Regions from separate parts of the Homo sapiens genome. Here region 2 is linked to region 1. The links are chromatin contacts, found by Hi-C or POLR2A ChIA-PET in ENCODE. All regions are on one chromosome and are shown on one strand. The core of a region is the stretch at or near the end of the contact, and the rest is flanking DNA. Distances in the headings are between cores, read along the strand shown.

Evidence for each region. A loop is a pair of places that touch in the nucleus more often than their neighbours do. ChIA-PET counts read pairs that join two places held with the same protein, here RNA polymerase II (POLR2A). Pooled maps may share reads with other maps.
Region 2: a map of OCI-LY7 shows a loop between it and region 1 (4-fold over the local background). The contact joins two enhancer-like sites. A Hi-C loop is called at or near these places in 5 of 168 maps with a recorded cell type or tissue (Caco-2, OCI-LY7, dorsolateral prefrontal cortex and 2 more), 1 of 37 single-sample maps with no recorded cell type and 3 of 50 pooled maps. POLR2A ChIA-PET finds 5 or more read pairs at or near these places in 8 of 52 experiments (Caco-2, H1, MCF 10A and 4 more).

Annotation. Positions count from the first base shown.
Region 1 is chr20:57,279,435-57,286,041 of GRCh38, forward strand. The region is part of intron 10 of LOC105372687 (a long non-coding RNA gene); the gene reads right to left. Among named protein-coding and RNA genes, the nearest start is that of BMP7, 16 kb to the left of the region's middle. Within about 2 kb of position 3,715, at least 3 of the 41 ENCODE cell types and tissues checked have a DNase peak (open chromatin) inside an H3K27ac peak, as active enhancers do; they include OCI-LY7, where a contact is called at or near this core.
Region 2 is chr20:57,314,681-57,321,287 of GRCh38, forward strand. The region is part of intron 2 of LOC105372687 (a long non-coding RNA gene); the gene reads right to left. Among named protein-coding and RNA genes, the nearest start is that of MIR4325, 3.6 kb to the right of the region's middle. RefSeq lists an enhancer at 2,361-2,862. Within about 2 kb of position 3,556, at least 2 of the 41 ENCODE cell types and tissues checked have a DNase peak (open chromatin) inside an H3K27ac peak, as active enhancers do; they include OCI-LY7, where a contact is called at or near this core.

The DNA.
Region 1 (6,607 bases), core at 2,465-4,964:
CCTCTGCATTGCCATATGTCAAGGCCAGCAAGCGACCCTGGGAAGAGAGAGAGAGAGCCTCTTGCTCCCAGGAGAGAATGTCCAGGTCTTGGCTTACCTTGCGCACCAGTAATGGCAAACGGGGAAGGGAGCACCTGGATTTCCCAGCCTTGTCTGCTCACCTCTGAGTCAGGGTGGAGGTCAGGGCACTGGGTCAGCCCCACCAGAGACCCATATGGTAGGGCAGGCACCATTTCCCCAAAGCAGGGGGACGCCATCACCTGAATCCAGGAAGGGGCACTGGGTCAGTAAAAAGGAAACCAAATTTTCCTGGGCATGGTGGCTCACACCTGTAACCCCAGCACTTTGGGAGGCAGAGGGGGGCAGATCACCTGAGGTCAGGAATTCAAGACCAGCCTGGCCAACATGGCGAAACCCCATCTCTACTAAAAATACACAAATTAGCTGGGTGTGGTGGTGGGCCCCTGTAATCCCAGCTACTCAGAAGGCTGAAGCAGGAGAATCACTTGAACCCTGGAGGCAGTGGTTGCAGTGAGCCGAGATGGCGCCATTGCACTCCAGCCTGGGCGACAAGAGCAAAATGCAATCTCAAAAAAAGGAAAGAATGAAAGAACGAAAGAAAGAAAGAAAGGGAAAGAGAAGAGGAGAGAGAAAAGAACAGAAAAGAAAAGAAAATTTGATCAAAAACCCCCCTTGATGGCCAAGCACCCAGCTGAACTGGGGTTCTGTAGACAGAGGCCCTGGGGAGCAGATGCTTACCCCGGACAACGACCTCTCCAGCTCTGAATTTCTGTGCTGGCATGGGTTTGCAGGTCATTAGCACTGGGTGCCACATGCCCGTTGGTTTGTGAGCTCCTAGAGGACATGCCGCATATGCTGTTTTGTACTTTCTGTGTCTAACACGGGACTCTGCATACAGTCAGTGTTCAATGAACACTTGATCAATAGAGGAGTTCACAGATCCCCTGCTCTTTTTCAGCTGCGGCCCTAACTCAGTCCAGTGTGGTTCCTGACTTCTCATCCACCTCCGTCATGAGACCATCTGCCACAGGCTCCTGCCTCCTGGTTCAACACCTGGCAGGTAGCGGGGACTCGACACAGCTGCTCAATCAGGGAGCAGCCCTCGCTTGCCGCTGGGTTTTGTTTGTGTGTTGGTTTTTGTGCCCGTCTTTGTTCCTACTTTGAATTTAAACTCCTTTTGTCTGCTTTTTGAATAGATTCTTCTAGGGGTTCATTCTATCCTCTTGCATTAATTATTTAGTGAGTATTACCATGTGCCAGACCTTATTCTGAGTGTGGTGCGTACAGGAGTGAACAACATGGACCAAACTTCTCCGCACATGGGACTTTTACCCTAACAGGGCTGTTAGACTGGGCCCAGTAACACAGGGCAGGGGTGCAGAGAGGGACAAGGATGCCACTTTAGCTATAATAATCAGGAAAAGCCCCGGATCTGAGCAGAGACCCCTGAGGACAGAGGGGAGGGAGCCGCTCACATCACTGGGGAAGAGCATTCCTTTTTTTTTTTTTTTTAAGAGACGGAGTCTCGCTCTGTCGCCCAGGCTGGAGTGCAGTGGTGCGATCTCGGCTCACTGCCACCTCCACCTCCCGGGTTCAAGCGATTCTCCTGCCTCAGCCTCCCGAGTAGCTGGAACTACAGGCACCTGCCACCGTGCCTGGCTAATTTTTGTCTTTTTAGTAGAAATGGGGTTTCAGCACCACCAGGAGCAGGACCTCAGCCCACCCAGGACTCCTGAATCAGAATCTGCCATTTGCTCACCATGCGATCCTGGACAATTTGCCAAACCTTTCTAGGTCTCTGTTTTCTCATTTGTAAAATGGGCTGAATTATTTCTCTCATCTATCTCCCTCAGATTGCTGGGAAGAACCAATGAGATAATCCATGGAAAGTGCCTAACACAAAATCAACTTAAGAAATGACAACTGGCCGGGCACAGTGTCTCACGCCTGTAATCCCAGCACTTGGGAGGCTGAGGCGGGCAGATCACTTAAAGTCAGGAGTTTAAGACCAGCCTGGTCAACATGGTGAAACCCTGTCTCTACTAAAAATACAAAAATTAGTCAGGTGTGGTGGCGGGCGCCTGTAATCCCAGCTACTCGGGAGGCTGAGGCAGGAGAATTGCTTGAACCCAGGAGGCAGAGGTTGCAATGAGCTGAGATCACCCCCACTGCAGTCCAGCCTGGGCAACAGAGCGAGACTCTGTCTCAAAAAAAAAAAAAAAAAAAGAAAGAAAAAGAAAGAAAGAAATGACTGGCAGCCAGTACCACTCTTCATGTTGGCCTCGCAGTTGATATTTCCTCAGGAGGGCACTTCTGAATTCCTCAAGGGAGAAAGAAAAACAGACTCCAGGAATATCCTGGTTGTTGGGCACAGGGAAAGCAACACTGCTGACGTCCATCTGATATAGAATTCTCAGAAATGCTGTGATACACCTGTTGGCCTGTAGCTTTCTGGCTGGTTCTTGTTTGCACTTGGGGGTCATCTTCAGGGCCTTGCAGGGACGTGTTTCCTAGAGTTGAGAATCCAGAACAGCAAAACGGGCTCCTGCGACTCCTCTGTTTCGACAAATTCATGACCCGAATGAAAGTGGCTCTGAGCTGCACTAGGCCCTGCACACAGACACTAACTGGCAGCTTTGAAAATGACCATTCTGGAAATCTGCATGAGGTTTCCAGAGGTCAAACTAAATAAGCTACTGAAACTAGTCATCTCTCGAAATTTCATCTTTGGTAATACAGCAAAAAAAAAAATTCAAAAACTTTTTGTTTTGTTTTGTTTTGAAACAGAGTCTCCCTAAGTCACTGAGGCTGGAGTACAGTGGCATGATCTCGGCTCACTGCAACCTCTGTCTCCTGAGTTCAAGCGATTCTCCTGCCTCAGCCTTCCAAGAAGCTGGGATTACAAGCGCCCACCACCACACCCGGCTAATTTTTTTGTATTTTTAGTGGAGACGGGGTTTTGCCATATTGGCCAAGCTGGTTTCGAATTCCTGACCTCAGGTGATCCACTGGCCTCGGTTTCCCCAAGTGCTGGGATTACAGGTGTGAGCCACCACAGCCAGCCTAAAAATAACTTTTTTAAAACAAACATAAATTTTAAAATAACTTCTTTTAGGCAGTCCATTCCATGGAATTGGTGGCACTGACCTCATCTGATGTCCCAGAAAGCTGGCCACAAAAGTTTCCATCCCCCATGACAGACAAACAGTTCTACTCTGGGGCAATTCTCCCTGTGTCCAGACCACAAACGCCCCTGCCTGTTTGGTGCATCTCAGCAGCAGAAAATCACCAACCACAAAGCTTTCAGGACCGGCATTTAAAATCAACCCAAAGACACTCCCCTTCCACATGCTCTGGGCTCCGTGCGATCTTTCATAGCGCAGCTCCACGCTCCTCCTCGCAGACGAGACTGGCATTCAAACCAGGAATTCTTCTGAGGGGCTCTGTGTGCAGGAATACAATCACCTCAAGCTCGTGTAAGAAGAAGAGAGCTCCAGTTACCAGGGCTTCCGAAGGCTTTTAATAGAAAACATTTGTGCCAAATAAAAAGCTTCTCCTTGTGTTTTGCTTTAGCTGTAAATTATCTGCTCCAAGGATCCACCCAGAAATCCCTACTGAGGGTGAACTCCACAGTGTGGTTGAGTCCAGATTTGTTGCTCGGTCCAGATAGATTTTCAGCTGCTGCATCCAAACTGCAGCCAGGGGGACAATAAGAACAGAACCTCTTTTGTTCTGATGAAACTGTTTTTAATGGTCCCTTCTAGGCCGGGCCCTAGTGGAAGTCTCAACAAGGCTGCTCATTGAAACGCCCTTGAAAGAGCCAAGTGGGGAGCGCGAGGGACCCTGGGGAGGGGCCGGCGGCCCTTTGCTCAGCCCTGGTGGTCCTGCCGCAAAGGAGAGCTGGGCTGTTTTATTTGTTGTCTGAGATGGAAAAGGGGGAGGGGGTCGTCGAGACGAGGACCGTCCCGCAAATTTCTATAATTACTGCCTGCAGAGTGTTAGGGACACACACACAGTAACATCAAACGTCATCCTGGAGGGTTAGGGGTTCCCAAAAGCTGAACACCCAGAAGCTGGTAGAGCAAATCCACTAAATGGAACAACATGTGTTCCCCGGCCCAAGAACTCCAACTGCATTAAGGGAGGCACATTTCTGACCACTTTACTTTTCATCTTGAGGCCTCAGGGGGCCCTTTGGTTCATGCAGAATCCAGGATATAGAGGGGAAGAAACAGATGGAAAGATACGAACCGCTACCAGGGCACAAGTAGCTGCCTGCCCCGCACCCTTCTTAAGCCCCAATGTCTGCAGGTGTCCGTCCTCTGAGGGTCCCCCAGTGGCACCTGAAGGATGCTCTCCATGTAGCAACAGTGACAAAAGAAATAAGGAAACAAGCCGGGCATGGTGGCTCATGCCTGTAATCCCAACACTTTGGGAGGCCGAGGTGGGAGGATAGCTTGATCCCAGGAGTTCGAGTTCAGCCTGGGCAATGTAGTGAAACCTCATCTCTCTACAAAACAAATAAGAAAGAAAAAATAGCTGGGCATGGAGGCACATGTTTGTAGTCCCAGCTACTCGGGCGGAGGTGGGAGGATCCCTTGAGCCCAGGAGTTTGAGGCTGCAGTGACCTATGATCACGCCACTGCATTCCAGCCTGGGCAACAGAGCGAGACCCTGTCTCTAAAAAATGAAAAGTTGTGATTTATCCCTCAGAGGGAGTTTCCCCACTTTTGAGTGAGATTTTAAGTTTGCCTCTGAAGAACATGCTCTGGTTCCCCACAAAAGCAATCGGTGGTTCTCAGCAGGGGGCAATTGTGCCCCCACAGAGAACATGGAGCAGTGTCTAGGGACATTTTTGCTGTCACAACTGGGGAAAGGGGGTGCTACTGGCATTTAGTGGGTGAAGGTCAAGGATGTGGCTTAACACCCTCTGATGCACAGGATGGGCCCCCCAACAGTGGAGGATCTGGCCCAGAAGAGAATAGTGCTGAGGTCGAGAAACCCTGGGCTAGGAGGAGGTGACTCAGACCCCATTAAAGCACCCACCGCCGCTGAGATGGGAAGGACCCTCATTTGTTTGAGGTTCAGGAAGGATCAAATTGCTGTCTGACTGGTGGAGGCACAATTTCTCCTTTCCAAGTGCATGAGAACAAGGGCGACTGGGGCTCTTTAAAGAAACAGGTTTTAGGGTTAGTCTTTATTTGGCACTAACTCATCTTAAATTGTGTGGGGGAAATGGAATACAATTCAAGTTGTATTACTAATCAATCTTTGAGTAGAATAAATCACACCAAATGATATTCTATTAAATCTGAAAGTAATTAAAAGCCATGCAAAATTCTGGACTTTCATCAAATTTTGCTCAGCTCAAACCTTCTACCCTGCCCCCAAACACACCTGCTTCCATCACCAGAGACTGTCTGGAGGTAGAACATGCTTAGTATTTGACATATTGGTTTGTTAATCACATCTCTTTGTCTCTAAGAAGTGATGAGAAGGGGCTGATATCACAGAACTTTGAGCAGAGAGGGAAGGGGTGAAGTTTAGGATCTGAGCCCCAAGGTTTGAGTCCCAGCTCTGCCAGCGGTGTGACCTTGGGCAACCTGCCCCCACCACCCCAAAACTTGGATTTTCTCATCTGTAAAGAGGGAGTAAAAATAGTTTCCTCCTCCTAGGCTTTTGTTGTTTTGGGGGTTGTTTTTCTTGATGTTGTGGTTTTGAGACAGGGTCTTGTTCTGTTACCCAGGCTGGAGTGCAGTGGTGCAATCATGGTTCACTGCAGCTTTGACCTCCTGGGCTCAAGCAATACTCGTGCCTCAGCCCCACAAGTAGCTGGGACTACAGGTGCGTGCCACCATGTGTAGCTAATTTTTTTTTTTTTTTTTTTTTTGTAGAGATGGGGTTTCACCATGTTGCCCAGGCTGGTCTCAAGCTCCTGGACTCAAGTGATCCACCTGCCTCAGCCTCCCAAAGTGCTGGCATTACAAGTGTGAGCCACCGCACCCAGCCTCCCAGGGTTCTTATAAAGATTGACATAAGATAATAGATTTAAACTTTTCAGCATACTCCCTGGCCTCTGGGACGCATCAGAAGGTGTTGGCTTTTTTTTTTTTTTTTGAGACAGAGTTTCACCCTGTGGCCCAGGCTGGAGTGCAATGGCGCAGTCTTGGCTCATTGCAACCTCCGCTTCCTGGGTTCCAGTGATTCTCCTGCCTCACCCTCCCTAGCAGCTGGGACTACAGGCGCATGCCACCACACCTGGCTAATTTTTATATTTTTAGTAGAGACAGTGTTTCACTATGTTGGCCAGGCTGGTCTCGAACTCCTGACCTTGTGATCCACCCACCTTGGCTTCCCAAGGTGCTGGGATTATAGGCGTAGCCACTGCACCCAGCCAGCTATCTTTATAGTCCAACTTTGCCCCTCTGCAGGCCCCAGGAAGCCTGGAGTGATGGGGTCCATCCCCTTGCTGCGTGTTGGGGCACCCCGCTTCTTTGCACCTACATAATTGTATGGGTCCCAATGACTTTTGTGGCTTGGAGTCTGCCTTCCCCTGGAGAATAGAAGCTCTGGAAGGGCAGAACAG
Region 2 (6,607 bases), core at 2,306-4,805, 35 kb after region 1:
AAGTAAAAGCATTCACAGGAGGAAAACATTAAAGTTTGCCTTCTTTTCTGGGCTGGAAAAACAGAATGCAATAAACTATTAGGCAATAAGGCAATGGCTTGCATTATGTCCCCATTAAGGAGCTTCATAAAGTCACAGCAGAGGAAGGCAGAGCCTGCTGACTTGCTGAGGGGTCCTGGGCACAGTGACAATGGAAATTCATGCCTCTTTTGCAATGCTCTGGATGTACAGGTCAGCAAAGAGGTAGAACAGCCTTGTGGTTAGTGTTTCAGCCTGCAGATCTGGATAACCAGGGCCTCAGCTTTTCCTGAAGCCTAGCAGCACCTTGGAAAGTATGATCACCTCCAGATTCCTCCTCTGTTCAATAGGGATTCCAACAATGCTTGTGACCATAAGAAGGCGTATGTGCCTCCCTTGGCACCATGCCTGGTGCCCAAGAACTAGAGATACTTTTATTATTTTCTGCCACTGTTGCTCTTCCCTCTGAAATGCTCACCAGGCCCTGTCTCCACTTCTGTGCTTAGACATAGTGACCCTGCCCTCTTGGTACTAAGCGGCTGGGTTGGAGGGCCCCTCAGAGGTAGGTCAAGAGGTTGGCTCTGCCCACTCACTTGCTGTGTGACCTTGGGCAACTGTCTCGACCCCTCTGAGCCTCAGTTTCCTTATATGGAAAATGGGGGTCATATAGACCTACATCCCCCATAAGGTTGAGACAAGGATCAAATGAGTAAATGCACGAATAGCTCTTAGCATGGCAGCTGGCACGTGGTCAGTACCCTTTGATATTAACTGCTCATACTGCTCTTGATTCATTTGACTAACACTTATTTGAATGCATATTGAATGCCAGGCAGTGTTCTAAATATTGCAGGCAAACCAGTGAACAAAACCAGACAAAGTCCTGCCCTCAGGAAGACCTTATTCTAGGGGGAAGCGAGGGGACAACAGCTAAATATCCATACCGTCAGGTGGGGAGCAGCATAGGAAAGGCATTAAAACAGGGTGGGACTGCTTATTTAGGGTGACTAAGAAAGGAGGTGACACTGAGCTAGTCACTCATGTTTTTGGCTCTCCTCTCAGACACCTGTGACTTGCTTTGGCCAACAAAGCGTGCATGGAAGTGACAGGTGTCACTGTGTGACTTGCCACACTCCCTTTCCCCTGATGCTGTGACCATGAAAGTGCAGATGAGTCTGTGGCAACTTGGGTCTCAGAACCCCCTAGAATGAGGTTGGAGGTGTTGTGTGTGTGAGAGATAAACATTTGGTGTGTCGGGGCATGGAGGACTTGGGGTTGTTTGCTGCTGCAGCAAAACAGAGTCTGATACAAGTCCTGTGTTTTAAGGTAGCACTTGAGCAGAAACCTAATGGAAGTGAGGGCCAAAAAGCCACGGGGCTGGGGTGGGGAAGGTGTCACGGGGCTGGGGTGGGGAGGGTGTCACAGGGCTGGGGTGGGGAGGGCATCACAGGCTGCGGGAACAGCAGGTGCGCAGGCCCTGAGACACAAGCATACCTGGTGTCCTTGAGGACCACCGAGGAGGCCTGTATGGCTGGAGCTCAAGCAGAGGAGATGTCATGAGAGAATCACATGTGTACCGGGGAGAAAGGGACCCGATAAACTCCTCAGGCTGTTGCAAGGTTGATTGTAATGATTATTGGTATTGGGGAGGGGAATCTCCAAGCCAACCAGTCCCTCTCCTCCCAGACCTGTTTCCAGTACTGCATTTTATTTTATTATATATATGTATATAAATATATATATATAATATATATGTAAAATAGAGTCTCGCTCTGTCACCCAGGCTGGAGTGCAATGGCGCAATCTTGGCTCATTGCAACCTCTGCCTTCCGGGTTCATGCCATTCTCCTGCCTCAGCCTTCCGAGTAGCTGGGACTATAGGCGCCCACAACCACGCCCGGCTAATTTTTTGTATTTTTAGTAAAGACAGGGTTTCACCGTGTTAGCCAGGATGGTCTCGATCTCCTGACCTCACGATCCGCCCGCCTCGGCCTCCCAAAGCCAATACTGCATTTTAAAAACAGCAAGAGGAAAATGTAAGTGTCAGTGTGCACCCCCACCACCCCTACAGGCTGGGGCATCCTGGGCAATCCCCCAGCCCCAGTGGACCCATGGCTCCAGGGGGCCTTGTCCTTGCTGGCTAGGGAACCCAGGTGGCTTCATGCTTGGCTGCAGGCCTCGTTTGTTTGGGGCTCAGACAGACTTTCCGAGCCACGTCTGTTTACGAAGGTGACTCTTGCATGTGCCTCCCAGGGCTGCTCCGTTTGTCCAAGCATCTGTTCAGCTGATTTTCTCTATTTATTTCTCCAGTAAACAACCAGGTCAAAGGCAGGGCTCTGTCATAGTTCCACAAGTCCCGCTGCCTGTGCCAAGACCTAATAGGATGCAGAGATAGGGGGGTGACCTGAACACAGCAGAGCGCGACACTCTGGAATCTCCAAACTGTGTCTGAGTGCAGGCACCCACGGCACCCAGAGGTGTGGACCAAGCTGGCCATTCTCAGGGGCATCTGCTGCTTTGGCCGCCAGCATCTGCTTCCTCTCTTGCTGCAGGTGGCACCCCAGTGACCCCATAAAGGACCACTCTCCACTTTCACAGTCCAGGGGGTTTCAGGGTGGGCCTGGAGCCCTCTGCCCCACTTGCCTCCTGGAGGAAGTGCATGGCCTAGGCCCAGCCATTAAATGTATTCTCCCCACAGCTGCCCACCTTTTGTGATTGGCTTCACAGTGACCTTGTGACCCAGCTGGGCCAAGGCATGTCATCTCCAAGAGTTTTACGAGACCCATTGAGAGAAAGGTGGGGGTCTTTCTGCCTGGATCACTGGGATGGCAGGGTGAAGGCAAGAGCTGCTGGCGACCATCCTGGCCACCGTGTGGGGAGCCCTCCTGAAAACGCAGACATACAGAAGAGGGCGAAGGGCAGGGATGGAAGGACACAGGTTTCCGAAAGTAATAGTTGAGTTCCTGGATCCAGCTCACCCTGAAGTCCCTGGATTTGGAGGATAAGTACTTTGTTCTGGTTTCCCGTCCCCTGCAATCAACAGGGCCTGACTGACTCACATACACACATCAGTTGATAGACGGATAAATGTAAGGAAGTGGGCTGCGGTGGTGGAACAAAAACTCGGCAGGATGGAACCTGCGAGAAGGCGAGTGTGTGGCGGAGGGCCAGGCGGTCTGAGAGTCACACATTTCTGGCGGCTTCCCGCCTCCCTCAGCATAAAAGCCAAAGTCCTCACCACAGCAATCAGTCCCTCCCAAGCCTCATCTCCGCCTTCTGCCCCTTGTGCCCCCTGTCCTAGCCACACAACTTCTATATTTGTTTTCTATGCTGTGTAACAAACTGCCCCAGATTTAGCAGCTTAAAACAACACCTGTTTATAAGTTCACGGTTCTGTAGGTCACAAGTCTAGTGCAGTGCGTCTGGGTTCTCTGCTCAGGCTGAAATTACATATTGCCAGCTGTGCTCTTACCAGGAGCTTGAGTTCTCTTCTGCGCTCATTTCTCTAACTGCAGGATCCAGGTCCTTGTGGTTACAGGACGATAGTCCCCATTTCCTTGGTGGCTTTCAGCCAGGGGCAGCTCTCAGCACCTGGAGAGGCCACCTGCATTCCTTGTCTCATGGCTTCCTCTATCTTCAGCCAGCAAGGGCCCCTGGAATCCTTTTCGTGCTTCCAAACACTCTGACCTCTCCTGCACCAGCCAGAGAGGATCCTCTGCTCTTAAAGGGCCCCTCTGATTAGATTAGGGCCATGAGGATCATTTTCATATCCTAAGATCAACTGACTTGGGACTTTCATTTCAACTGCAAACCCTTCGCAGCAGCACCTGGATTCCTGTTTGGTTGAATAATCGGAGAATGAGAATCTGGAGCCAGCTCTAGAGTTTTGCCTACCATGGCTGCCTTGGTATTCCTCAAACGCCCCAATCATGCCACCATGCAGGCCTTGTGCGTGCTGTTCTCTCTGCCAAAAAGGTTCTGCCTGCAGCTGGCCACGTGGTTCGCACCCTCACTACGTCCCTTCCTGTACAAATGTCCAGGTCTCTGTCCAAATGTCCCTTCCTCGAGAAGCCTCCCTTGACCTCCTTACATAAACATCACCCTACAGCCCCTTTACCTGCTTGATTTTTCTCCCAGAGCTTATGTGATGTTACAAATCTATTTGCTGTCTCCCCACACTGGACCAGAAGCCCTGGGAACAGGGACTTTATTTTGTTCACAGAGTCTGGCACAAATAAGTATTTGCTGACTGAAAGAATGAATGTAGTTCTTCAATTTCTTGGCAGTCTCAGTAGTCACCCTGGGGTCTTTCCCATGTTTATTTGTCAGCCCCTGGCCCCAGGGAGAGAGAGTGAAGCTCAGATGGAGAACCTAGGCATTGGAAACAGACTGCCTGGCTTCATGTCTTATGGGCCAGCCCTTTACTTCTCAAAGTCTGTTTCTTCCTCTGCAAAATGGGGATCATATGGCCGGGCACGGCGGCTTACGCCTGTAATCCCAGCACTTTGGGAGGCCAAGGTGGATGGATCACGAGGTCAGGAGTTTGAGACCAGCCTGGTCAACATGGTGAAACCCCGTCTCTACTAAAATACAAAAATTAGCCGGGCGTGGTGGCGGGCGCCTGTAGTCCCAGCTACTCAGGAGGCTGAGGCAGGAGAATCGCTTGAAGCCAGGAGGCGGAGGTTGCAGTGAGCTAAGATCGTGCCATTGCACTCCAGCCTGGGCAATAGAGTGAGACTCTGTCTCAAAAAAAAAAAAAAAAAAAAAAGGATCGTATCAGTATGAACCTCACAAGGTGTCTGCAAGTGCTAAATAACATAATCCAGATAAAGTATCTGGCATCCAAATCAAAACCATAAGGTGACATTGTGTCATACCCACCAAATGGGCAAAAAGTAAGAAATTATCAGGGCTTGGCAAGAATGGTGTGGTGAAAACTCTTCCATTGGAGTGTGCGTTGGTTCAACTGCCTTAGAGATTCAGTTGGCAAACTCCAATGGAGGTGAAGATGTGTGTATCCTACGTCCTGCCCAGAAGACAAACACAGGAATCTTCATCACAGCATTGCTGGCAACTGCATCTACCGATCCACATACTGCTTACATCAAGGAGATCTCACAATGCTCACTCACAGATGCCACTAGCAACAATACGGCTTCAACCAGCTGACTACTAGGCACTAGAGCAAGCACTTTACATAAATAATCCCATTTCATCTTTATTCCCATTTTACAGGTGAGAAAATGGAGGCTCAGAGAAGGATAAATCACTTCCTCAAGATCAAACACTTGGGAAGAGGCAAAGTTCTCATTGGCATCTAGGACTACAGGGGGAACGGGGGAGAGAGAAAGGAGAAGGGGAAATGGCAGAGCAAACAAAATGCCAGCATCCACAAGCCTCAGAGTGCTCTCTTCTGTAAAAAGCTCAACACCGAGCTCACCATGTGACCCAGCAATTCCACGCCTAGGTGTCTACCCAGGAGAAATAAAAACATGTATCCACACTGCAACTTGTACCTGAATGTCCACAGCAGCATTATTTATAATAACCCAAAACTGGAAACAACCCGTGTCCAGCAACTGATGAACAGATGAACTACATGTGGTCTCTCCATGCAGTGGAATAGCATTTGACCATAACAAGGAATGAAACACAGATCTATGCTGCGTGGCAGTATCTTGAAAACACTACACTCAGTGAGAGAAGTCAATCACAAAAGGCCACATACTGTATGACTCCATTTATGTGAAATGTCCGGAACAGACATATTCATAGACAGAAAGTAGATGAGTGGCTTCCAAGGGCTGGGGGAAGGGAGAATGAGGTGAGACTACTAATAAGTACAGAGTTTCTTTTGGGGGAGACAAAATGTTCCAAAATTAGATTGTGAGGATGATTGCACAACTTTTTCAATACACCAAAACCCATTGAATTGTATACTTTAAAAGAATGAATTTTATGATGCGTGAATTAGATCTCAATAAAGATGATTTTAAAATGTTTTCTGAGGGGCTGGGTGCAGTGGCTCATGCCTGTAATCCCAGCACTTTGGGAGGGTGAGCTGGGTGGATCACCTGAGGCCAGAAGTTCAAGACCAGCCTGGCCAACATGGTGAAACCCTGTCTCTACTAAAAATACAAAAATTAGCCAGGTGTGGTGGTGCACGTCTGGATTCCCAGCTACTCGGGAGGCTCAGGTACGAGTATTGCTTGAACCCCGGAGATGGAGGTTACAGTGAGACGAGATCACGCCACTGCACTCCAGCCTGGGGGACAGAGCAACACTCCATCTCAATAAATAAATAAATAAATGTTTTCTGAGGATCCCTGGTTTTCAGAGTGTTCAGGGAGTTGGTGGGGGTGGGGGACGTGTCATGAAAATATAAGTTTAGTGAATGCAGGCTAAGCAAGTCCAGCAACAGTTTTGATACAGGTCTTCTCAGAGACTTTAATTTGTGGATATAACTAGTGATACTCCCAAAAGGAGTATGTACTAATACCAGATAATGCTTATTGAGTATTCGCAGTGTTCTAGTCATCTATTAGCTTATTTATATGTATATTAACTAATTTACTCCTCACATTAGCCC